3 separate regions of the Homo sapiens genome follow, and regions 1 and 2 are each linked to region 3. The links are chromatin loops, found by intact Hi-C in ENCODE. Cell type or tissue: mammary epithelial cell. All regions are shown on one strand. Each heading gives the region's core, and the rest is flanking DNA. Links, peaks and the distances in the headings are about the cores only.

Region 1 (7,740 bases), core at 1,826-6,825, 350 kb after region 3:
TATTTATCTAAGTTGTTAACAGTGTTTCATATTCTACTATCCTGACTCCTATTAGATTGAGTGATTTAGTTCACATTTTCCCTTTCTTGTTAACTTTTTATTTTGTAAGTAACCATTATTGAAACTGACATGAATCTAAACACTGTCTAAAGGTAATTTAAAGTCCTAAAGTGCAGTTTTTGGGGGGAAGATTTTTGGCAATAAGTTCTATTTTAATGGTTACTGGGGAAATATATTGTCTATTTTAGTAAGTTATGTTTTTTAATAATTTGTTAAATATTTTATTTTGTTTACTCTGAAGTCTATAATGTTAGACACACTTTTATTCTTGATATCCTCATGCTGAAGTAAATTTTTTTGCAAGTCCTTGTAGAGATTTGCCAATTTTATTACTGTTTTCAAATGACTATTCTCATCTTCAGGTTTTCTATATTATGATGTTTTCTATTTTGTTAATTGCCACTCTAATCTTTACAACTCTTTCCTTCTTGATGCTCACTTGTTGACATTTTTCTAACTTCTTGAGATGACGGTAATTAATTATCGGCCTTTCTTCTTTTCTACTACACACATTTTAATACCATACATCACCATCTACATAACCGGGTGCACCTCACCCCATCTGTCACCTCTGGTCCTGCACTAGGTCTCTGCAATCTGTGCCTGATACAAACCAGGGTGGCATTTTTGAATTAAATATAATCATGTCCTGTCCCTACTGAAACCCTCCAAGTTTTCTCCAATTCTCTTGAGCTATATAATCCAATGTCCTTCCGTTTCCTAAGAAACCTACATGATCATATGATGCCCCCTCTCCAGTGTCCCTGAAACCCCCCGCTGTGGTGGGGATGTTGCTCTCCCTTGGCTTCCTTTGGCCTGGACTGTTTTCCACTTAGTTGTCCCACGACTTCCTTTTTGTCCTTGATCTCATCTCAAGGATCCCCACCCCCTTCCATCATGGCCCCGGCTTATTTCTTAGAGAGCTGTCACAATCCGCAGCTACCCTGCTTCATTGTGTTTGTGTGTCTTTATCATTTAATTCCTTCTTAGAGAAGGTCTGCTCCCAAGGGAGGAAAACATTTTTATTTTTCTTACCTCTGTTTGTTTTACCACCTCTTATGTGGTAAGAGAAACAGAGGTAAGAAAAATAAAATGTCAGTCAGCATTTGCTGATGGGATAAATGAATGAAGCCAAGCAGTGTCTGAGGGGTCTAAGGGCCTGGTGCCCACAGACAGTGCTGTCAGTCGTCTCTTCACCCACCAGTCCCATCACGGTCTCGTCTCAGTTTTCTTCCTCTGTAATTACTGAATTGAGTGAGTTCACCTTTGAAGGGATAGCTGCTAATGACATCGCCAGATACAGAAGAACATCATGAAGTTATAGAAATATGCAGATGCAGGTATTCCTTATCATCAATGTAGGGTGCTGGGTGCTCCAGGGAGGCCTAGGAACATGGATGGGTCTGGTCCTGACCCCCAGTGCCCCAGCTTCTCACAGCACATGGTGCAGAAAAGCACCTGAGGGTCGGCAGCCGAGCGGGGAAGCAGCAGACACAGGCATGCGCCTGGGAGACTCGGCAGATACCACAGGGAGACTTGAGCCCGGCCCCCAGGGATAGCAGCAGGCACTCTGACCATCTGCATGCATATCTATCTGTATTTATTTATTTTGGGACAGAGTCTCACTCTGTCGCCAAGACTGGAGTGCAGTGGCGCGATCTCGGCTCACTAAAACCTCTGCTTCCTGGGTTCAAGCAATTCTCCTGCCTCAGGCTCCTGAGTAGCTGGGATTACAGGCGTGTGCCACCATGCCCAGCTAATTTTTCGTGTGTATTTTTAGTAGAAACAGGGTTTCATCAAGTTGGCCAGGCTGGTCTTGAACGCCTGACCTCAACTGATCTTCCCACCTCGGCCTCCCAAAGTACTAGGATTACAGGTGTGAGCCACTGCGCCCAGCTATGTGTTTATATTTATGTGCATTTCTGTATTAATTCGAAGTGACTCCCTTAGCCAAGATTCCTGCCACTCCTTTAATGTATGACTCAGGCACTTTGTCCTTGCTTCAGTGACTGTGATTTAGGTGCCTTTGATTGGAAGTTGACTGAAAGTTCTTGTTACAGGCGACAGACCAAGGCCGAGACTGAGAAAGAGACAGGAGAAGGGAGGGGAAGGGCAGAAGTCCACAGCTGGGAGCACAGGGATTCGGGTGACTTATGCTGGGGCCTATTTCTCGTTCATCCCTACAACTGGCTCAGGTCTCTGTGTTTTCCTACTGACATCATCTTCCTCATTACACATCACGCTGAATTTTTCAGTATGTCAATTCACGTCACTTATTTTAATTCCATCCAGTTGCGTGTGACAAACCTGAATATCCCATCCATTTCGTGCCCAGGTTTTTAGACTTTTGCTTCCAGGAGCATTTCCCAACCTTGCTGCTTGTGCACTGCGTGCCTTGGTCCCAGGCTGGAGCATCGTGTGAATGAATCTGTTTCCGGCAGGCATGGGGTGAGGTTTATATCAGCCTTCATTAAGCAGTAATCACAGCCTGCCGCTAGACGCACATTTCCCACACACATGGGATTGCAGGAAGCTAACATTCGCCTCTTCTGTTTTATTTTCTGCCACCCTTGCTTGAAAGTTCAATTCATGAGTAATATATTAGGTGGGAAGATAAGTAAGGTTTATCCTTTAGCTAACATTTATTACAATAATAACAAAGTACATACTATACACCTCATTGTTTATAATTGCAAAGTACTGAGGTTACCTATTTTGATGAAAAATGTCTTAAAACATTAAGATTTTAAGCATGATTACGTCCATATTACTAATATTTTAATTCTGCTACCTTAAATATCTATCATTGACACATTAAATATGCTATTGCAGGAAAGCTGATTTAAAAAAATCACAGCTTTAAATATATATTATATTATTTCACAATGGCTAAAATTCCTTTTATATGTTGAGGTTGCTTTTCATTACTCATGAGTCAAAAGAGCTTTATAATCCTCTTATTGACGGTATCTTTAACTTTTTTAAATGAAAATTTTAGCTGAAGGTGAATATATTTTGCTTAAAAAGTTAACATGGACAATAATACCTCATGTCCCCAATTGATTTGGCCTTGGCATATGACATTTGCTATCTCTTCAGTAAACATATTTGTATAATATCGAGCATATTATGCAATACATATAAGTGTATTTAGCAATTAAGCCAAATAAAATTATGCTTGTTTTAACAGTTCATACCAGTTTTCACATCTAGCTTTGTTGGATATTTTTTACAGTTACGGTTACTTTTAGGGCTGGAGTGAGGTCTGGCTGGTGTACGAATGATCCGTCTTGTTAAAATGAAGAAGCACGAATTACTCAGTGAGGCGTGGCCAACTGTGTTTTTAGAGAAAGTCCCCCGGCGCTCAGGGCTTTGTGTTTTCTGGAATGCGAGGTGACAAGCCCGGTCCCAGGTGGCCCCGGACGCCGCTGGCTGCCACTTTCCCCGCCGTCCCCAGCTGTTGGAGCCGAGGCGGAGGGATGGCGCCGTCCGTCCCAGGAGGGAAACGGTGGCCCCCAAGGCCGGGACGCAGGTGGCGCTGCAGTCGGAACTGGGATGTGGACCCCCGGCCCGGGACGCGGTTAAAAGGTCCAGCAACCCCACAGGCCCGTGGGGTCTGCGCTGCTCCAGGCGCCCGGATTCACCGTCCAGCCGGGGCCCTGACCCCGGGTCCGTCCACGCGGCTGCGATGCTCGGTCATCCTGGCTCCGGCCCACCCCGGGGAGACAGGCCCCTCACCGGCCCCTCTGAGGAGCAGGGCCAACACGCCGCGGGCTCTGCCGGCCCCGCAGGCCTCGGGTTCCATCGCAGCAGCGTGGCCTGATGACTCCATTTTGTCGCTGCGGAGGAGCCGCACCGAGTCCACAGCGCCAGTGCGGGGGAGCCGCGCCGGGGAAGAGGGAGGAGGCGCGTCCACAGCAGCCTCGTGTCTCCACATGGGACGTTTCCTCGGCGGGGACCCGGCGCGCCCAGGGGCTCAGGCTCGCTCAGGCCTACGGAGGCGGGTGTATCCGCGTCCGGCCCGACTTGTGAGGAAACAGCACACGTGAAGCGAGCGGAGTCGGCGCAGCCTGGAACAGGGTGAATCCGCAGAGTCCTCGGCCGCGCATGGCGGCTCTGTCAGCTCCAGGGACACAGGGACCGTCCCCGGGCCCATCAGCGCAATCGGGAGGGCGTCCGTGTGCCCACAGGCCCAGCTACACCTCCACAAAGCTGGGAAAGACGAACACGGGCCACCCTCAGCCACCTGCCCGGACCGCTGCGAGGCCCACGGGAGGGAAGACGCGCCCTGGCACGCGGTGTGGTAACCGCCCTTGGACGCGGCGGCGCTTTGGGCGGGAAGAACCGCGAATTCCAGAACATTTGGGATCATTTGTTAAAAGAAAAATCCTCGGGCGCCACCTAGCGCTGACATGCTGCCTAACTCTTCTCAGCCCTCATTTTAGAGAACGGAAAATGAAGCCCAAGTTATTGACTATAAAATGGGAAAAAACTAAAACATTGCAATATGCAGATTGCATCACACATATTATCTTAGCAGGTTTTCTTGCACTTGCCTTGCAGATAAATAGGACATATCTAGGTGGTGCTGTGTCCAATAAAATAACACATCTGAACTCAGGTAAGGAAGGGTTCTCTCAACAGGGAGAGGTTCCAGCCAGGAGACCCCGAAGCGTCTCCCACTCAGGAAGACATGTGCTTCTCTGATATGAGAAGGAATGACCACCGCCAGAGCGACGCCCTATGGGGGAGGATGGGCGAGATGGTCAGCGGGAGGGGTCTTAGGCTGGGGTTAGCAGACGCTTGGAGAAGCAGGCCAGGGCTTGCTACTCCCTGTACGGAGCACTGGATGGCTCCGTCACTGTGGGTGTCTCGTCCACCGTGGTCAGTTACTTGTGAGACAAGAACAGGGAATTTGGAAGGTCTGAGCTTGGCCTGCCCGGGTAGAAAGAGGACCCCTGGGTCTCCTCTACGACCTGCGAGGAAGGTGATCTTCGCAGGGAACCATTTCTGGAACGTGGAGGGTGGAGCTTCTTGACCATCCTTTTGCAGGGCCTCGAAACTCAAGTGAAGTTCGGTGTCAGTAGAAACTCTGTGTTGCTTCTACGCATGGCTGGACACATGTGCTTCTAGCCTTGGCCACTTGATTCCTGGTTGTATAGGTTTTATGTGTACAGTCATGCATTGCTTAACGCTGGGGGTACATTCTGAGAAATGCATTGTTAGGCAATTTTGTCATTGTGCAAACATCAAAACATCATAGGGTATATGTGAACAGAGTCTAGAAGTTACAGCCTATGACACACCTCAGCCATAAGGTGTAGCCTCGTGCTCCTAGGCTACGAACCTGTACAGCAGATGGCTGTGCTGGAACTGCAGGGAGCTGTAACACAGTGGAGAGTGTGTATCTAAACATAGCTACACGTAGAAGAGGTGCAGTAAAAATATGGTATAAAAGATAAACATGGTGCACCTGTATAGGGCACTTACCACGAAAGGAGCTTGCAGGATGGAAGTTGTTGCTCTGGGTGTTGGTGAGTGAGTGGTGAGTGTCTGTGAAGGCCTAGACTCTCAGACATTTCTGTCCACTACTGTTGACTTTATATACACTGTACACTTAGGCAACACTCAGTTCATCGCAAATATTTCTCTTTTCTCAATAATAAATTAAGCTTAGCTTAACCTTAATGAAATAACTTTTTACTTTATAAACTTTTAAGTTTTTAATCTTTTTGACTCTTTGTAATAACACTTGGCTTAAAACACAAACACATTGTACAGATGTACAAAAATATTTTCTTTCTTTATATCCTTGTTCTATAAGCTTTTTTAATTTTATTTTTACTTTTACTTTTTTTAACCTTTTTTGTTAAAATCTGAGACACAAACACACACATTAACCTAGGCCTACACAGGGTCAGGATCGTCAACATCACTATCCTAACCCTAACCCTCCACATCTTGTTCCCTGGAAGGTCCTCAGGGGCAGTAACACACATGGCGCTGTCATCTCTAATGCCTTCTTCTGGAATCCTCCCCGAAGGGTCTGCCGCAGACTGTTTGACTGTTAACCAGTTTTTTTTTTTAAGTAGAAGGGGTACATTCTAAAATAATGCTAAAAATATAGTGTAGCAGCAGTCCCCAACCTTCTTGGAACCAGGGACTGGTTTTGTGGAAGACAGTTTTTCCATGGACCAGAGTTGAGGGGAATGGTTTCTGGATAAAACAGTTCCAGCTCAGATCATCAGGCATTAGATTCTCATAAGGAGTGCACAACCTAGATCCCTCTCATGCACTTTTCACAACAGGGCTCTCACTGGATTCTCCTGTGAGAATCCAGTGCCGCTGCTGATCTGACAGGAGGCAGAGCTCAGGCAGTGACACTCACTCACATGCCATTCACCTCCTGCTGTGCCACAGTTCCTAACAGGCCACAGGCTGGTACTGGTTTACGGCCTGGGGATTGGGAACCCCTGTAGAATAATAGATACATGAAAGAGCGACACAGTCATTTATTATTAATCATACTGTACATAGTTGTGTGTGCTACACTTTTATACAACTAGCAGTGCGACAGGTTTGTTTACACCAGCGTCAGCACCCACACGTAAGGAAAGTGTTGTATTGGGACCTTAGCATGGTTACAATGGCTGCATCTGTCCTGGGCAGCAGGGATTTTCAGTATATGCAGCCCATTCTTTACCGAAATGTTATGTGGCCCATGAACACATATGCGTATGTATAGATATGACGAACTGTCAGTAGGTGTGCACAAAATTAGGAACCTCTAATCTCCAGAGAAAACAATCCCTACTTTTGCTCAAAATAAAGAAGCACAGGTTAACTAAGACATTGACTTGATGGGGAAACCCTGGTTGTTCCTCTCAGTCTGGCAGTTCTAGGGTCTTGAATTAATGAGAACATCAACTGTGTGAGTTAACATTGTGAGTACACAGTCCTCAAATGGATGCCAGGAAGAACCCAAGAGCTCTGCCCTCTCTCCAGCATCCCCCGTGACTGTCTCACCCGTGGAGACACCGGGCTTGTATCTTTAATGTCTGCTGTATTAGCTGGAATCATTCCCAAGGTGCTGATTTTGTAGAATACAAACTGTAGAATATTGGCAGTCTCACCTGCAGAGAATCAAACGAGTGAGCCGCCAAGGTGCTGTTGAGGATTGCATGTCTGCACCCACAGCCATGCTTGTGACTGCCAGGGAAGCTGGAGGCCACCAAGCCACAGAAAAACAGTGGAACGGAGCCTTTTGGATCTGCTCACAAAATATGGCAACTCTTAGAAAACAAACAAAACTGTGAGGCACAGTCACATTAACCTGCACCCGTGAGGGCATCTCAGTTCTTTGTCTTAAACGCCCCAGAGGAGATGTAAATGAGGGTAATTGACCAAATCCCAGAACTCTTGGCTGGAACTAGGTGGTTCAAAGACATTTTTGGATGAGGTTCTTAAATTCTAATAAATTACTCTACATTTAGAGGTGCTAGTAACTGGGCCTCATCACAAGAGTGAACCCCAGACCTCGCAGGATGAGAGAGACAGTTAATTTTGACAAAGAAAATGCATCTGAACATTAATGTTGTCAATGTCCTAGAATTCCAGGTGTCTTTAATTTAGTCAGCATGTGAAACAAACTTTCTATACATGGTTTTATCTTAACACACA
Region 2 (7,740 bases), core at 1,826-6,825, 150 kb before region 3:
TGAAAAATATTCCATGATCTCACTTACATATTGAATCTTTTAAAAAAACAGGTAAACAAAGACAGCGAATGAAACAGGGTTACCAGGGGGACTGGAGAGGGTGGGGGATGGGAAGATATAGGTCAGAAGGTACAAAGTAGCAGGTGTGTGGGATAAACAAGTCCAGAGATCTCATGTACAACATGAGGACTAGTGTTAAAAAAAATTGTGCTGTATTTGGAATTCCTGATAAATGAGTTGATTTTAGTTGCTATTACCACAAAACAAAAACAAAAACAAAAATGGGTAACTATGTGAGATGATGGATGTGTTAATCTGCTTCACTATAATAACCATTTTACTGTATATATGTATATATATGTATCTTAAAGCATCATGTTTTACATCTTAAATATACACAATAAAATTTATTTTAAAAATTAAAATAAAATAAAAGCATCTCAAATTAGAAGGGCTCAAGGAACAAATAATATGGGTTAGTAAAAGAAATTGAATCCTGCTCTGGTTTGAATGTTTGTGTCCCCTTCAAAATGTGTGTTGAAGCTTCATTTCCGATGTCGAGGTTTTAAGAGGCGGGACCTTTAGGAGGTGATGAGGTGATAAGGCTCCTCCCTCACGATAGAATTAAGGCCCTTGTGAAAGAAGCTTCACACAGCATTCCACCTTTTTGCCCTTCTGGCCCTACCACCATGTGAGGATGAAGCACTCGTCCCCTCTGAGGACACAGCGCTTGTCATGGTGCCACCTTGGAAGCAGAGAGCAGTTTCACCAGGTTCTGACCTTGCCAAGCCTTGATCTCAGACTCCCAGTCTCCAGGACTGTGAGAAATAAATTCCTACTATTTATAAATTACCAAGGTTCAGGTATTTGGTTATAGCAGCACAAACAGATGGAGATCATCCCCTTTTCACAGCTTAAAACAAAACAAAAACATTATGGACATGTGTAAATCAACATCCTCTCATTCTAGCTCAAATACAAGGAATAAAAAACTCAGAGAGTTAGAAAAACAGAGCATAGTCAAGAGAGGCGCATTTTCCTTTTTATATTCCCAAATTACCTGGGAAAAAGAATGAAAACTGGGCAAGAAATTGCCCGTAGATTTGTACAAGCTCTGCGAGAAATACGTGAGGTTGAGGCTGCTCTGATTCCTATTGTTCCATATGGGGCTGCATTCTGCGTCTTTTCTGTACTTTTCACTGAGGTACCAGGCTCTTCTTTGAGTGCCCCTGGAATCTTCTTTCTTCCGCATTTGTGGTGACGGATCCTCAGATTTGCCTGCTATACTTTCTAGACATTCACAAGAGAACTAAGAGAACTTTTCCCCACCTTTAATTCATACTAATTCAACATGTGAGCGATTTATTAATAGCTGTTAACACTGTATGTGCTTACAAACAAGATACTTTCAATTTAATAAAAATTTTGCTTCTCTAAATAAATTGCAGTATTATCAAAGTGAAGTCAGGAATTTGGGACATTTGTTTTAGGCTGGCAGATGAAAACCGGTTCTATCCTGAAGTCAGCCTATCTTAAGCACACACTATCTAACACATATACACAAACTCTGCCAGTTTGGGGGTTGTTTGGGGGTTCAGACTACGGGTCCTTTCCTATTCTGAAAAAGCTAAGCCTCTTGCTATGATGTCACATGAGGAGTTCACCAGAACTTTACTGTGGTCTAAATAAGCTGAAGAAGTCTTCCAGATCCTAAGGAAGCCTTGTTTCCCCATCTGTGCTGGGTGCCTACCCGAGATGACATTTCAAACGTCTTTTCTGTTAGAGAACAAGGGAGAGGCTAGAGGTGTGGCTACTTTGAATCAGACCCTGACCACAGGCCCTTCTCTGTTGCTCTGGGGACACCAGAGTGTCGATGAGCTGTAACAGCAGCTGCCTCCAGACTGCAAAGGCTCTTACTTGGACTCTAGGATATTTAGCTTACACTTAACGCAAAGGGCTACTGCTACTTTACGAGTCCTTGCAAGTCTGTAAGACACCATACTCACCGGTGCACCGCCAGACTAGTTATGCACTAGTCTATCGAATTGCACTCCAGGCAGAAGGAACTGTTTGAATCTGACCTTTCTGTTGCCGGATGCTGGCCACGTTTTGCTACAGCACAAGGTGCTCAGTCTGGGTCTGATTCGGCTGATATTCCTGGTCCCAATGCTGACTCAACAGTGCTCAGTGACTGGTCTCGTGCGAGACACATGGGGAGGTTTAAGTTCTCTCAAATGTAAAATCAGCTCAGGTGCCAGAACCCGAAGCTGTTATGCAAACTGCATAATTGGCCATTGTCTTACGAAGGGAGAATGTCTAATTGATGGCTAATATGCATTGGGGGTCTGTCGTGTCACGGGCCAAATTTGGAAGAATAGAGGCTTTCTAATATCAATGAGAACTAAAATATCACTTGGGAAACGAACTGCTGTCTTACTAGAGTCACTGCCATTGTCTTTACAGATTTCTGTAATGCACTGTAGACTGCATTACAGACCTAACAAGATGAAACATATAAAGGAAGTAAAAAGGGCTAATAAAGTTTGAACTGCGGAAGTCGAAGCCCCGTTACTGCTGCAGAGGAACTCCTATTCGCTGTTTCAGCAACAAACAACCCTCCAAGACTTAGAAAATAAGAAAGAAAGAAAATGGGGTGTCCTCAATAGGATTATTCCTGTCCCCCAGTTGTACGATTGAGTGGATTTTTCATGCCATCAGCAAGCTCATTTGAACAAAAGAATACTCTGAAAACCTTGGAATTCTACTACATTTGCTATAGGGTCAAATAGTTCAGGAAATGACACAAAGGTGTGCTGTTTGTCAGCAAAGTTATTTGTGGGAAACACCCAAGTTAAGTCGAAGAAGCCCGCTGAGGCCAACATGATCTGAGAACTGGACAAACATGGACTTTACAGAAGTTGTGCCCTCGGAAGTTAAGAATTATTGTTTAGCAGGGATGTGTATGATGCCTGGATGGCCGGAGGGCGTTCACGTGCTAAAGCAAATGCTCAAACAATGATCATATCATTACTGAATTTTATCATTCTAACCTTTGGGATTCCAGAACATGTAAAATCCAGTAGATAAGCCATTTGGTTTCTACGGGGCTAATTTAGGGGCTCTTTAAAACACTACAGAGGTCTTTAAATTATTATACTCTTTATTATCACCAAGCTCCTGGGCTGGTAGAATGACTAAACCACAGTGTATTAGTCCATTCTCACATTGCAATAAAGAACTACCTGAGACTGGGCAATTTATAAAGAAAATAGGTTTAATTGGCTCATGGTTCTTCAGGCTGTACAGGAAGCATGCTGAGGGGGAGGCCTCAGGAAGCTCACAATCATGTCAGAAGGCGAAGGGCAAGCTGGAACATCTTACTTGGCTGGAGAAGGAGGAAGAAAGGGAAGCATGAGGTGCTACACACGCTGGAGAAGGAGGAAGAAAGGGAAGCATGAGGTGCTACACACTTTTAAACAACCAGATCTCGTGAGCACTCACACACTACCATGACAACAGCCAGGGGGAAATTCACCTTCATGATCCAATTGCCTCCCACCAGGCCCCTCGTCCAACACTGGGAATTACAATTTGACATGAGATTTGGACGGGGACACAAATCCAAACCATATCACACACCCTAAAGAATTATTTGGTTAACTTACACCAAACCAATGGCTTATTCGAGTGTTGTTACTGGTCCTGTTAAAAATAAGATCAACTCCTAGCAAGCATGCTATTTCGCCTTTGGAGTTAACATCTAGTGACCTATGAATTCAGGATTTAAGTTCACTGCTTACCTATAAAGGAAAACACCATAGATGTACTACTTAACTGGGTTGCCATCTTTCTAGGCTTATTCTGCCATCACGTGGCAGATGCTGGAAAAGTCCCCAAGGAGACGTGCTATCAATTTTGACCAGAAAAAAGCTACATAGAGTTCCAGTGACAAGACTGGATGATCATTGTGCTAAGAAAGACCCCGCCAGGGGTGGATCAGGAGGTCAGGAGATCGAGACCATCCTGGCTAACACGGTGAAACCCCGTCTCTGCTAAAAATACAAAAAAAATTAGCCGGGCCTGGTGGTGGGCACCTGTAATCCCAGCTACTCAGGAGGCTGAGGCAGGAGAATGGCGTGAACCTGGGAGGCGGAGCTTGCAGTGAGCCGAGATAGCGCCACTGCAGTCCAGCCTGGATGACAGAGTGATACTCCGTCTCAAAACCAAAAAAAGAAAGACCCCGCCAGGTGTTGCTGATAACTCGCCCACCATCACAGTGAAGGAGAAGCTCGGCTTCACGAGAGCTTCGCCTGTGACCGCACCTGTGACTGAAATGGCCGTGACTCCTGGTAAGGACTCGAGGTTGAATCCCCAGACAGTAACGTCCAGGTCAAGGGTTTATAACTAAGAATAATCACAATACTATAAAACAAGGGGTACACTGAAAAACATAGAATCTAGTTATGAAAACTAATAAAAATAAGCATTAAATATCTTTCAGATTATGAGTTTTAAAAATGAGACAGCATCCTGTAAATAGTTTAATGATAAACCATAAACTGGAACAATCTATCAGAAAAGCAAAGCAGCAATATAGATTTGAACTATTGAAAAGTTTATATTCTTTGGCTTTAAATATCTTTATAAATACATTTAAAACAAATTTATATTTATTATATGAATACATTTATTAAATACAGATAATAAAACTTGTTTAATCCTAAACGAGTCCTGTTCAGAATTCCTTCCTTATTTTGTCATGCTTTAAGGCCCATGAAAAGCTTAGGCAAAACTCTGGGTGGGCTTTTGTTACATTCCAGCCTTTGTGAAAGGGCACTGGCTTTTTTAGCTTTTAATATTTAACTTAACCACTCAGTCAGTACTGAAACAGTTGTGAAGGAGGCCTGCATTAGTGAGACCTGGCCCGCCACAATCCCCACTGTCAATTTGCACATGATTTCTACCATGCTTGTATATTTATTTATCACGAGAATCGTAGGGAGATGGGGCATTGTAATCTTCCTGGCTGCTTCCTGCTGAGAGGGGGTCGTCGTGATGGGGCACTGTGTGCAGCACTGGAGTGGGAGAGGTCGATTTCTTCCCAGCGGCACTCTCTGTTTCAGGAGCTTAGCGGCAGCGCCTGCTGAAACGTAATAGTATGCAACAGTAACACATGTAAACAGGTTGTTGCTGTTTTCTTCTGAGGTTTAAGTTGTCTAGTCTTCAGTTCACAGGGCTTTATGAAAGCACAGCTTAGGTTTCCGTGATTTCCAATCAGGAAAAATGGGGAAAAAGGAAAAAACTGAAAACATTATTTTGGAGACCTGTAGCCAGAAAAATTAGAATTTAATCTCAACCATAGAAAATAATAAAAACTGGAAAACATCAGGCAAGACTAGAATTTAGCAAGAAGTGTACTATAGTTTCTGAAACATAATTTTTATCTCTCCAGTTTCCCATTTTTATTAAAAGACAAATCATGGTAGGACTAATTTGCTTTATTATAATTGGTCAGATTATCTGTATAAAGTGCAGCAAGAATAATTATTTTCACATCAGCCTTTTAAACTGGCTTTTATGGAACTTTGTTCTGTAGAAGGAATCTGAGATAAGGCTTTTTTAAAGCCAAGCCCAGCCATGGATTTGTACCATCAAATACCTATGAGTTGGGTGAATTCCTCTCCTTTTGAGGTTCCAAGATAACTTGGGGTTCCTGGCCTGTCAGAAAGTGACATTCTTTACTTACCACAGATCAGAAACCCTGTACAGGGACTGTGTACATGGAATAGGAGGCCAGTTTCCCAAGGGCTTTATTGGCTTTATGAGTTAAGTTTGATTCCTAAAAGGAAAGAATACAATTCCAGTCAAAGCCTTGGTAAAATAACCAGTTTTTCCAATTGTGTCCTGTTACAAAAGAAGACAGATTCTTACTACACTTACACAAATAAGTATATTGCCGTAACTTGAGAATACTCACAAATAGTTTCCAAATTCTGGAGAATACCAAGTAGAGAGAAACAAATATACTCCAAATTTTGTTCATGGGAGTATACTAAGTTGTTAAAAAGCTGTCAATAGCTCAAAAGAAAAGTTTCCTTGACTCTGAAAAGCAAAACAAAGGATTGGCAATATTTTAAGCAAAATGCCAAAAGGATCACTCCAGTCTCCTATTGGTTCAGTTTATGCAGTTAATTCCTGTCCTGCTTGATATTAATGAAAATTTTAGCTCTTCAAATTCCTGAATGTTTTTCCTCTATTCTGATGTCAAAATCTCCAAAGTTATCAGAAACCTGCATTCAAGAGCCCCTGTTAGAGCTTCATAGCTGATTATAAAACCACCTTCTAAATGTAATAGAAAAAAATTTTCTCCTGTCTTTGTTATCTCTGTGTTTCTTTTCTGTTTGCTTCTTTCGACCTTTATGCTACAAAGGCTTTCTTCAAATTTGATATTTGACATTTTTCATTTAATTGCATCACTCTCCCAAGCTGAACGAAAGCCCTGGCTCAAAATATGAGCCTGTTAATCAGTTTCACTCTTGATGTGAAAAAGGTAAATTATCTGGAGCAGTTTGCAAAGGACTTACAAAGGACAGAGTGCTTGAGCTGAGACCCAAAAGATGAATAGATGTTTGCCAGGTGGGGAAGGTAATGAGCCAAAGGAGCCGTGTATTTCTAGAACATATCACAGTGCCTGGCCCAGAGGAAGCACTCAAGGGTTATTTTAGAATTGAATGAATGTTCATAGTTATGGTGGCATGAATATCATGGTTTTTTTAGGAAATTCCAAGACAATTTATTTCTATTGTAGTTCAAATATGTTGGCAATACGTTCTCTTTTTAACGAAATGTCTTAATTCCTTATAATTATGATATGCCTAGTCGTGTTTCTCTTTTATTCATCTTGATGGTGTTTTGCTGAGATTCTTGAATCAGTGAATTTATCTTTCAACAATTTGAGAAGGCTTCAACTATTATTTCAAGTGTTTTTTGTTCATTCTGTCTCTTCTGTTATGGTGAAACTTCAACTACGTGTTAATTATTTTAGAACTTTTGTTATTGTCCATTAGTCTGTTCACAGTCGTATCTTTTTTTCTCTCTCTACAGGTGTACTTTGTTTTTTGAGTTTCACTTTATTGTGCTTTGCAGACAATGTGGGTTTTTGTTTGTTTGTTTTTGCAAATTGCAGGCATGTTGCAATCCTGTATTGAGCAAGTCTATTAGCACTGTTTTCCCAACTGCATGTACTCACTTCATGTACCTGTATCAGCATTTCTTGGCAATAAAGTATTTTAATTAAGGGATGTACATTGTTTTAGACATAATGGTATTGCACACTTAATAGACCACAGGATAATGTAAACATAACATTTATATGCACTGGGAAACAAAAAAAGTTTGTGTAACTCACTTTATTATGACATGTCCTTACTGTAGGGGACTGAAGACAAACCTGCAATATCTCTGAGGTATGCTTGTATATATAAGTTCTTGTCATCTCCAAGCAGACACTTTTACTTCTTTTTCTCTTTGGTTGCCTCTTTTTGTTTTTTGTTTTGTTTTTTTTTTTTAGGTGGAGTTTCACTCTTGTGGGCTAGAGTGCAATGGTGTGATCTTGGCTCACTGCAACCTCTGCCTCCCGGGTTCAAGTGATTCTCCTGCCTCAGCCTCCCAAGTAGCTGGGATTACAGGCATGCACCACCACACCCAGCTAATTTTGTATTTTTAGTAGAGATGGGGTTC
Region 3 (7,740 bases), core at 396-5,395:
GGCGCGCTCGGCCCCACTCACCCACTCGCTGCTCCGGCGAAGGCCCCAGCCCCGCCGCCTCCGCGCGGCCCAGGGCGCAGTCCCGCCCGAGGAGCTGCAGGCCCTTGTGCTCCGCCGAGTGGTGCTTCCGCAGCTCCTGGACGAGTTCCACCACCAGCCGCAGCAGCGCCTGTCCGTCCGCCGGCTCCCGGGGCTCCGCGCCCCCCCGGCCGCGCCCCGCCGCCCCCAGCACCAGCAGCAGCCCCAGGAGGAGGGGGTGCCCGGGTCCGCGCATCGTGCGCTCGGGGCCGCGGGGCTGGGAGACTCCGACACGCGCCGAGAGCTGGGCTCGCTGCGAGAGAAGGGGCGCGGGGGGCCGGAGAGAAAGTCAGCGGGGGAGGGGGACGGAGCGCGGGGCGGGGGAGGGGAGGGGAGGCGGGAGGAGCCGCTGGCGCTGGACCCGGCCCCTCACCTCCGCGGACCCCGAGGAACAAGCCGGCAGGTGAGGGAGCCGCGGTCTCCTCGACGATCACGCCCGAGGTCCCGCCCACGGGGAGCGACCGCCGCTGGTGCGGAAAGGAGCCCCCGGAACCCGCCCGCCCGCCAGCCCGGCCCCTCCTAACTTTCGCCCGAAAGGCCGCGTCCGCCGAGCGCGCTGCGCCTGGCGCGGGCGCAACTTTCTTTCCCCTTTGGAAGCCGCGGGTGCCAGGCAGCTCCCCGGCCGCGGGCGGACCTCGGAGGGGCCGCGCTCCCGCGCCTACCGCTCTCCAAGAAGGCGGCGCCGCGCGCCGGGCCCGGCGGCCGCGCTCAAGTTTCCAGCGTCGCCTTTGCGCGGTGGTCGCCGGCGAGCGCCGAGTCCCCGAAGCCCACGGAGGAGGCCGGGTGCGGACCCTCGCGCTGGCCCCGGCCGCGCCACGTGCTGGAAGCCCCTCCACCTCCCGGCCATGGCGCCCTCCCGCACCTGCCCGGCGCCACCCGGGAGCCACCTGCGCGTCGTGGCCGGGCCGGTTACCTGGAGCCGCCGGAGTCGTCGCCGTCTGTGCGCACGTCTGTCCCCGCGCCCCGAGCTGCGCCACTACTCCATGCCCGGCGGGCGGAGCGCACGGGACGCGGGGACTCGGCCGCTCCGAGCGCTGGACCCACGGCCGACCTGGGGTGCGCCGGCTCCGAGTCCCGCCTCAGACCTCGGGGAGCTTCTTATCCCCGCGCCCGCCGACGTCAGGCGGGTCCCCAAGGGCTCCGAGCGGGGCTTTAATTAGAAGCCGCTGAAGTGTTAGTACCCCCATGCGGATCTTCGTCAGTCCCCCCGCCTCACCTCGCTCTCGCCTCCCCCCGTCTCCCGCTCCCCCTCAACTCCGCCCCCGCCCCCGCCCGGTCCCCCCACCCGCATCTCCACCGCGTCTCCCCCTCGCCCGCGCCCCGTCTCCCGCGCCCCTTCCCTCCCCACCTTCCCCATCTCCCGTCTCCTCCTCTCCTGCCCCACCTTCCCCCACTCCCCGTCTCCTCCTCTTCCCCCTGTTCTCCTCCCCCCGCCCCTCCCCCAGTCTGTTTCCCTCCGTTCCTGTCACTTGTGACAGGATGAGAAGAAACGCCTTTACCAGGAACTCGGTTCTGTTTTTGTCTAAATGTAGATCTTGGGCTATTAAAAAGGGAGCTGCCTGATTGCTTCGACATTTAATAAGTCAATTAGAGTCCATCCGTTTTGGAGGGATCCGCTCTCCGGACCTCGAGGGGTCTGCCCCGCCCGAGCCCAGTCCCCAGGTTCGGGTCCCCAAGCCCTGGTCCCCGAGGCGGGGCGGCCAGGAGGCAGGAGATGGGCGGGTGAGGACTCTCCACGGCCCCCGAGGTGCGCACAGCTGACCACCCGAGGAGGGGCAGGACCTGCACCCCCTCCCCAGACCCCCTGCGAGAGGACGAGCGAAGGTCCCTCCCCGGCAAGGACCGCGCCATCTGCGCGCTCCTCTGCGCTGGACCCTCGGCCCGCGGGTCCCTCGCGCCCCGGCAGGGAACGCCCGCAGGAGGGCACTTGCCTCCCGGACTCGTCTTTAAGAAAGTTTGGCTCTTTGGCCGAAGCCCGGCACATCTGTGAAAGTTCAGCAATTTGCCTCTTTTATTTTATTCTTGTAAAATGTATTATCAATCAGTTGCGCACTTTCCCATTCGATTGGTGCTTTCTGGGCAAGAGCTGGACGTCTTCCAAGTCCGCGATCTGTTTGGGAAAGGTGTTCTGAGTGCAATCAGAGAGGCGGAGTGGGCGAGAATTAAAGGCCTGCACCATGATCGGGGCAGTCGCAGGACCGCGGCGGGAAGGTGCTGGCCCAGGCGCACGTGAGCGCGGGCGGTGCGGGCGGAAGGCTCCGCGCCCCGATCCCCCAGCTCCCGGAGAGGCCCCGTCTGCGCCCGTCCCCGCGTCCTTTCTCTCTTCCTGCACGGGGTCTGTCTCCTCAGGAGGAGAAAGTGTCCGGCAGAGCTGGGCGGGGAGGCAGCGTGGAGAGAGAAGATATGAAATGTGCCGGTTCCGGACCCCGCCCCACACCCTTGGGATCTGCGTTCTCTCCGCTCCCTTGAAAAACAGATGGTTTGATTTCACAGCGAGGCTTTTCTTTTTCTTTTTGCAAGCTACATGACTGAAATGTGAACATTTCTGCTAAAATACACTCAGGAAAAAGTAAAATTTTATGTCAAACAGACCTTAGGCACATAAAAGGAGGCATTTTTCGTTTCTCTCTTTCCCCTTCCCATGTCCAAGAAGACACTTGAGTTCCACGGGCAAGAGCGACGCCTGGCGATGGAACCGGCCCTCCCCGGCCCTGCTCCCGGTCCTGCTTGCCGGGCCCACCTCGCAGCTGGTGGACACCGCAGTTCCCAGAAAAATAGAACCATGAGAAGATTTTACTGTTGTAAAATAGCTTGGTGTAAGACAGTTTTTCAAAAAAATCTTTGTATGGTAAAAAGAAGAAAACACATTTCACGTATTATTTTAAATTTACATAGACCTATTAGAATAGTATTTTATAAAATCAAAAGCTAAATTTCTTCTATAAAATGCTAGTAGGATCTATTTCCCCCAACACACACAAATTCTACCTACCGAGGAAGCCTTGCTAGTAATTAATATTATGTCTTTTCTTTTGCAGTTTTTAATGGGACAAATGGATTCCTTGAATGAGCCCTTTCTACCATCCAAGTGTGGGCCAAGACTTCCGCCCAGGTTAGTAGAGGTTTGGTGGATAATCAACAGCAACAGAGCTGATGCTTGGTTGGTCTTTGGATTAATGAGATCTTACAATTAAGAGTCAGACAATTTATGTGTTCATTTATTTTTACAAAGTTCTCTGCCAAAATTATCTAGGTGCTGCTCATTTTATATTATAGAAACAATTTTTACAGACTAACAAACTTAGAGTGTACCACCGATTTGTTAATCTTTATTGAATTTTTAAGTTAATGGTATTGTCAAGACGAACCCCTTGGAGTTCTCCAGTCATCAGAAATAGGTGTGCAGTCATCCCTTGGTATAGCGTGGGACTGGTTCCAGCAGATACCGAAATCCAGGCACATTCACGTCTCACAGTGGGGCCTGTGGAACACGCAAATACGGAAAGTTGCCCTCCCTCTGTGTGCGTTTCGCATCCTCCAGCTGCTGTGTTTTCGACCCACGTTTGAAAAAAAATATGTAAGTGGACCCCTTCAAACCCGTGCTTTTCAAGCAGGAAGCCAAAAAGAAAAGAGATACAATTAGCAACAAACTATATTCTAGAATTACTGGAAAAATTTTTTTCTAGATTTGATTTAGTTTGGTTATCTTTTTGAGAAAACTGTGTTGGATCATAGGAAGAAAACCGAGCAGAGGAAAAAAACCTGTATTTAATCTACCCTAACAGTACTATATATAGGTCCTGAGATGGGTGAGTTGATTTTTTCAATTCATAAACAGGTTAAAGTTCTGATGTTTTGACTGCAATCATTTTTTTTCTTCATCCAGAGGGTACGTATTTAATTTTAGATGAATATTAGCTGCCCTCAAAGACTTCTAAAATACCTGTGTTAACCACATGCTTTAAAATGAATTGTTATATTTTTCAATCATTATGGCAATCATTTAACAATCTAACGAAGTTTGTATTGTAGAAAAAAATCACCTTTCATAAAGGATAACATCATGTACTATAAACAAATATTGCTTACTGTTTAATATTTACCAATTCTGCTTTTTTAAGCTATCAAAATGCTATTAGTGTGCTAGGCACGTACTAGACAGTGTTTAAAGCATTTAGGAAGACAAGCTTTCTAACAGGATTAATTTTCCTAGTATAAATGTAATAAATATAGACTCTTACAAGTGATAATGTATGCATGATATCTGCAGCTTATTCTAGATCAATGAAGTACAGCATTCTATGTAACACTTCTCCCCTTCTAGGGAGGAAGAAGATGATTCCAAAAACATGGTCATCCACCCCTTCCCATTCTTCAACACTGCTTTTGCATCTGCAGATGCACACGGCTATGCATGTTCAGGAGAGAAATTAGGTGAAAGTTGTATTTAAAGGGTTGGGATAAGATAGCATGGCTGATTTACTTTTTTAAAAAATTTATTGTTCCAGGCCAAGATAAAGAGGACTTTTCATGGGGAAAGGCTTAAAGGAAGTATGGACTTTACGTTGTTCCTTCAAACTGGATTTTAGTTATAAATTCTGAAACCACTGTGATGCTTACTTGCCATTTGGAGGCACCAATCTGACATCTTTTGATGGAAGTAGTAAGAATAAATTTGAAAGAACACACCAATCATCAACATATCAGAAAAATATTATCCATGACAATATTTCAACAAAATATAGTCATAGATGCTGAGTAACAACACCAATATATCTGCATTCCATCTGTTTTCTGCAGGAAATCAGATATCCTGATCAGAAGTGACACACACAATGATCTAGGTTCATCACAGAGACATCCAAAGTGTCATAAAGGCACCACCTACCAAAGTGGGTTGTTGTTTGTTTCTAGGATAAGCTAAGCACAGTGATGGGGATGCCTCCTGGATAGAGGGAACTGCATATGCAAACTTCCAAGGAGGAGGCCCCAGAACCTCTTGGATCTGCTGGGAAGACTGGGCTGTAGGAAGAGGGTGGGAGGAACAGATGGAGAGTCACCTCACCTGAACTCCACTTTCTTTCAAGAATGCAGCATAGCGGACTGCAAAGGACGTGGGCTTCAAAGCCACAGAAATGGGCTCAGGTTCTGATTCCTGCTCACATCTGTGTGAACCTGGGCAAGACAACTTCTTTGAGCCCAGTTTTTTCATGTCGGAAATGACAGGAGTACGTACAACCTCAGAGGTTTTATAAACATTAAATAAGATAAAGTATGTTAACTTTTTAGTATAGTTTAAATTTCTTTTAACTGACCAATTATTGCTATTACTGCCTTTCAGAGTGTCTGCTGTCATAATGGCCTCTTTTTTCCTGTATTTTATCCCTTACAATATGGCATGAAAGAGAGCATTATCCAATCCTAGAGAATGTCTGGGGCATCAGAATTTGGTGACTTGTTCACAGCTGCATAGAAAATCTATAGTTAGAAGTGGACTGAAATATCCTGAATTAGTAAGTTTCCATGTGACCAGCACTCAGAACAGTGGGTGAGGGCTCAGTCCAGTGGAGTAGGATTCAGACCTGTGGGTGAGGGCCCCTGCTGCTGCCCCAGGCCCAGTGCCTGTGCTGTTAGGATGGTATATAAGTGTGGTTGGCTAGGATATACTAGGGCTATGAATTCATAAGAACAGTCTATATTTTGCTCACCTGACCCTTCCTTAAAACCGTGGGGACATTTCAAGACTGCTGTCTCTGATATTTTTGCCACTATTATAATGCAGTCCATTAGGCAAAGAGTGCTTGAGACACTGTCTTAGTCCATGTGTGCTCCTAGAACAATATATCATACACAGGTAGTTTATAAACAACAGGAACATATTCCTCACAGTTCTGGAGGCTGGCAGTCCAATATCAAGGCAGGCTGGGTGTTTGATGAAGCTCCCCTTCCTCGTAGATGGCGCTTTCTCTCTTGAGTCCTCACAGGGGCCCACCTTCCTCACAGATGGCGCTTTCTCACTGAGTCCTCACGTGGGGCCCGCCTTCCTCATAGATGGCGCTTTCTCACTGAGTCCTCACACAAGGCCCCCCTTCCTCATAGATGGCGCTTTCTCACTGAGTCCTCACACGAGGCCCGCCTTCCTCATAGATGGCGCTTTCTCACTGAGTCCTCACACGAGGCCCACCTTCCTCACAGATGGCGCTTTCTCACTGAGTCCTCACACGAGGCCCGCCTTCCTCATAGATGGCGCTTTCTCACTGAGTCCTCACGTGAGGCCCGCCTTCCTCATAGATGGCGCTTTCTCACTGAGTCCTCACACGAGGCCCACCTTCCTCACAGATGGCGCTTTCTCACTGAGTCCTCACGTGGGGCCCGCCTTCCTCATAGATGGCGCTTTCTCACTGAGTCCTCACACAAGGCCCGCCTTCCTCATAGATGGCGCTTTCTCACTGAGTCCTCACACGAGGCCCACCTTCCTCACAGATGGCACTTTCTCACTGAGTCCTCACGTGGGGCCCGCCTTCCTCATAGATGGCGCTTTCTCACTGAGTCCTCACGTGAGGCCCGCCTTCCTCATAGATGGCGCTTTCTCACTGAGTCCTCACACGAGGCCCACCTTCCTCACAGATGGCGCTTTCTCACTGAGTCCTCACGTGGGGCCCGCCTTCCTCATAGATGGCGCTTTCTCACTGAGTCCTCACACAAGGCCCGCCTTCCTCATAGATGGCGCTTTCTCACTGAGTCCTCACACGAGGCCCGCCTTCCTCATAGATGGCACTTTCTCACTGAGTCCTCACGTGGTGGAGGGTGCAAGGGGACTCTCTGGGGTCCCTTTTCTAAGGACAATAATCACATTCATGAGGCTCCATCCTCAGGACCCCATCACCTCCCAAAGGCCCCACCTCCTGACACCATCACTCTTGGGATCAGGTTTCGGCACAAGCACTTTGGAGAGACACAGACGCTGAGACCACAGCAGACAGGCAGCACCAGTGTAAGGCAGACCAGTTACTGGCCCCGGGAGAAACGGGAGGCAGGGGTGCCCAACCGTTTGGCTTCCCTGGGCCACACTGGAAGAAGAAAGAAGAAAAATTATCTTGAGCCACATGTAAAATACACTAACACTAACAATAGCTGATAAGCTATAAAAAAAATCACCAAAGAAATATCATGTTTTAAGAAAGTTTGCAAATTCCTGTTGGGCACATTCAAAGCTGTCCTGGGCTGCATGTGACCCATGGGCCATGGGTTGGACATGCTTGGAAATGGACGTCAAACAGAAACAGTCTGCACCTCCAGGAAGGAAGGGAGAATTTGTGCTGAGAACTTTTGATTTGCTCACACATCCCATAGCCATTGCTTGAGTCCTCGGGTGCTCAGGGACAGAGGGGAGAAATTCTGTCCACAAGAAACCTGCATTGTTTGGTGTAGTGTGTCCCGTGTGTCGTGTGCTCCTGGAGTCTGGACGGAGTGTAGGGTGTGGGGCCACTCCCTTGAGGCTGGTTTATGGATGAAAGGGGCAGGGAATGCACATGTAAAGAAGCCAAGGTGCCGGGTCACAGTGCGCTTGGAATGTGTGAGGGTCCCTTCTGCAACAGAGTGTAGGAGAGAGAAGAGGACAAGAGGCTGTTCTCAATGCCACTCTCAGTACTCTGAACTTCA

The links. Hi-C counts contacts between places; a loop is a spot of excess contacts. Peaks named below come from ENCODE experiments on the same cell type or tissue, not always from the same donor. Only the 100,000 strongest peaks of a DNase experiment are listed, where the experiment ranks them.
Region 1: it touches region 3 in a loop (9-fold over the local background); 12 of 110 quality-filtered maps call a loop at or near these places.
Region 2: it touches region 3 in a loop (8-fold over the local background); 2 of 110 quality-filtered maps call a loop at or near these places.

What each region holds. Positions count from the first base shown.
Region 1 is chr2:632,704-640,443 of GRCh38, forward strand. No RefSeq gene overlaps it. Among named protein-coding and RNA genes, the nearest start is that of TMEM18-DT, 41 kb to the right of the region's middle. In mammary epithelial cell, for the core only: a CTCF peak has its summit at 4,473 (motif pointing left); no DNase peak of the experiment used is centred there.
Region 2 is chr2:138,410-146,149 of GRCh38, forward strand. No RefSeq gene overlaps it. Among named protein-coding and RNA genes, the nearest start is that of FAM110C, 96 kb to the left of the region's middle. In mammary epithelial cell, for the core only: a CTCF peak has its summit at 3,873 (motif pointing left); a DNase peak (open chromatin) is centred at 3,852.
Region 3 is chr2:287,562-295,301 of GRCh38, forward strand. It overlaps ALKAL2 (ALK and LTK ligand 2), which reads right to left and starts at 530. Exons shown (of 6, transcript NM_001002919.3): 1 at 452-530; 2 at 22-331. The coding sequence starts at 274. It overlaps LOC101927262 (a long non-coding RNA gene), which reads left to right. Exons shown (of 3, transcript XR_007085917.1): 2 at 3,117-3,190; 3 at 4,587-7,740. LOC105373346 (a long non-coding RNA gene) reads right to left here. Exons shown (of 6, transcript NR_189079.1): 6 at 3,380-3,559. RefSeq lists a silencer at 45-94. In mammary epithelial cell, for the core only: a CTCF peak has its summit at 2,767; no DNase peak of the experiment used is centred there; H3K4me3 peaks cover 1,151 bases; H3K27me3 peaks cover 1,043 bases.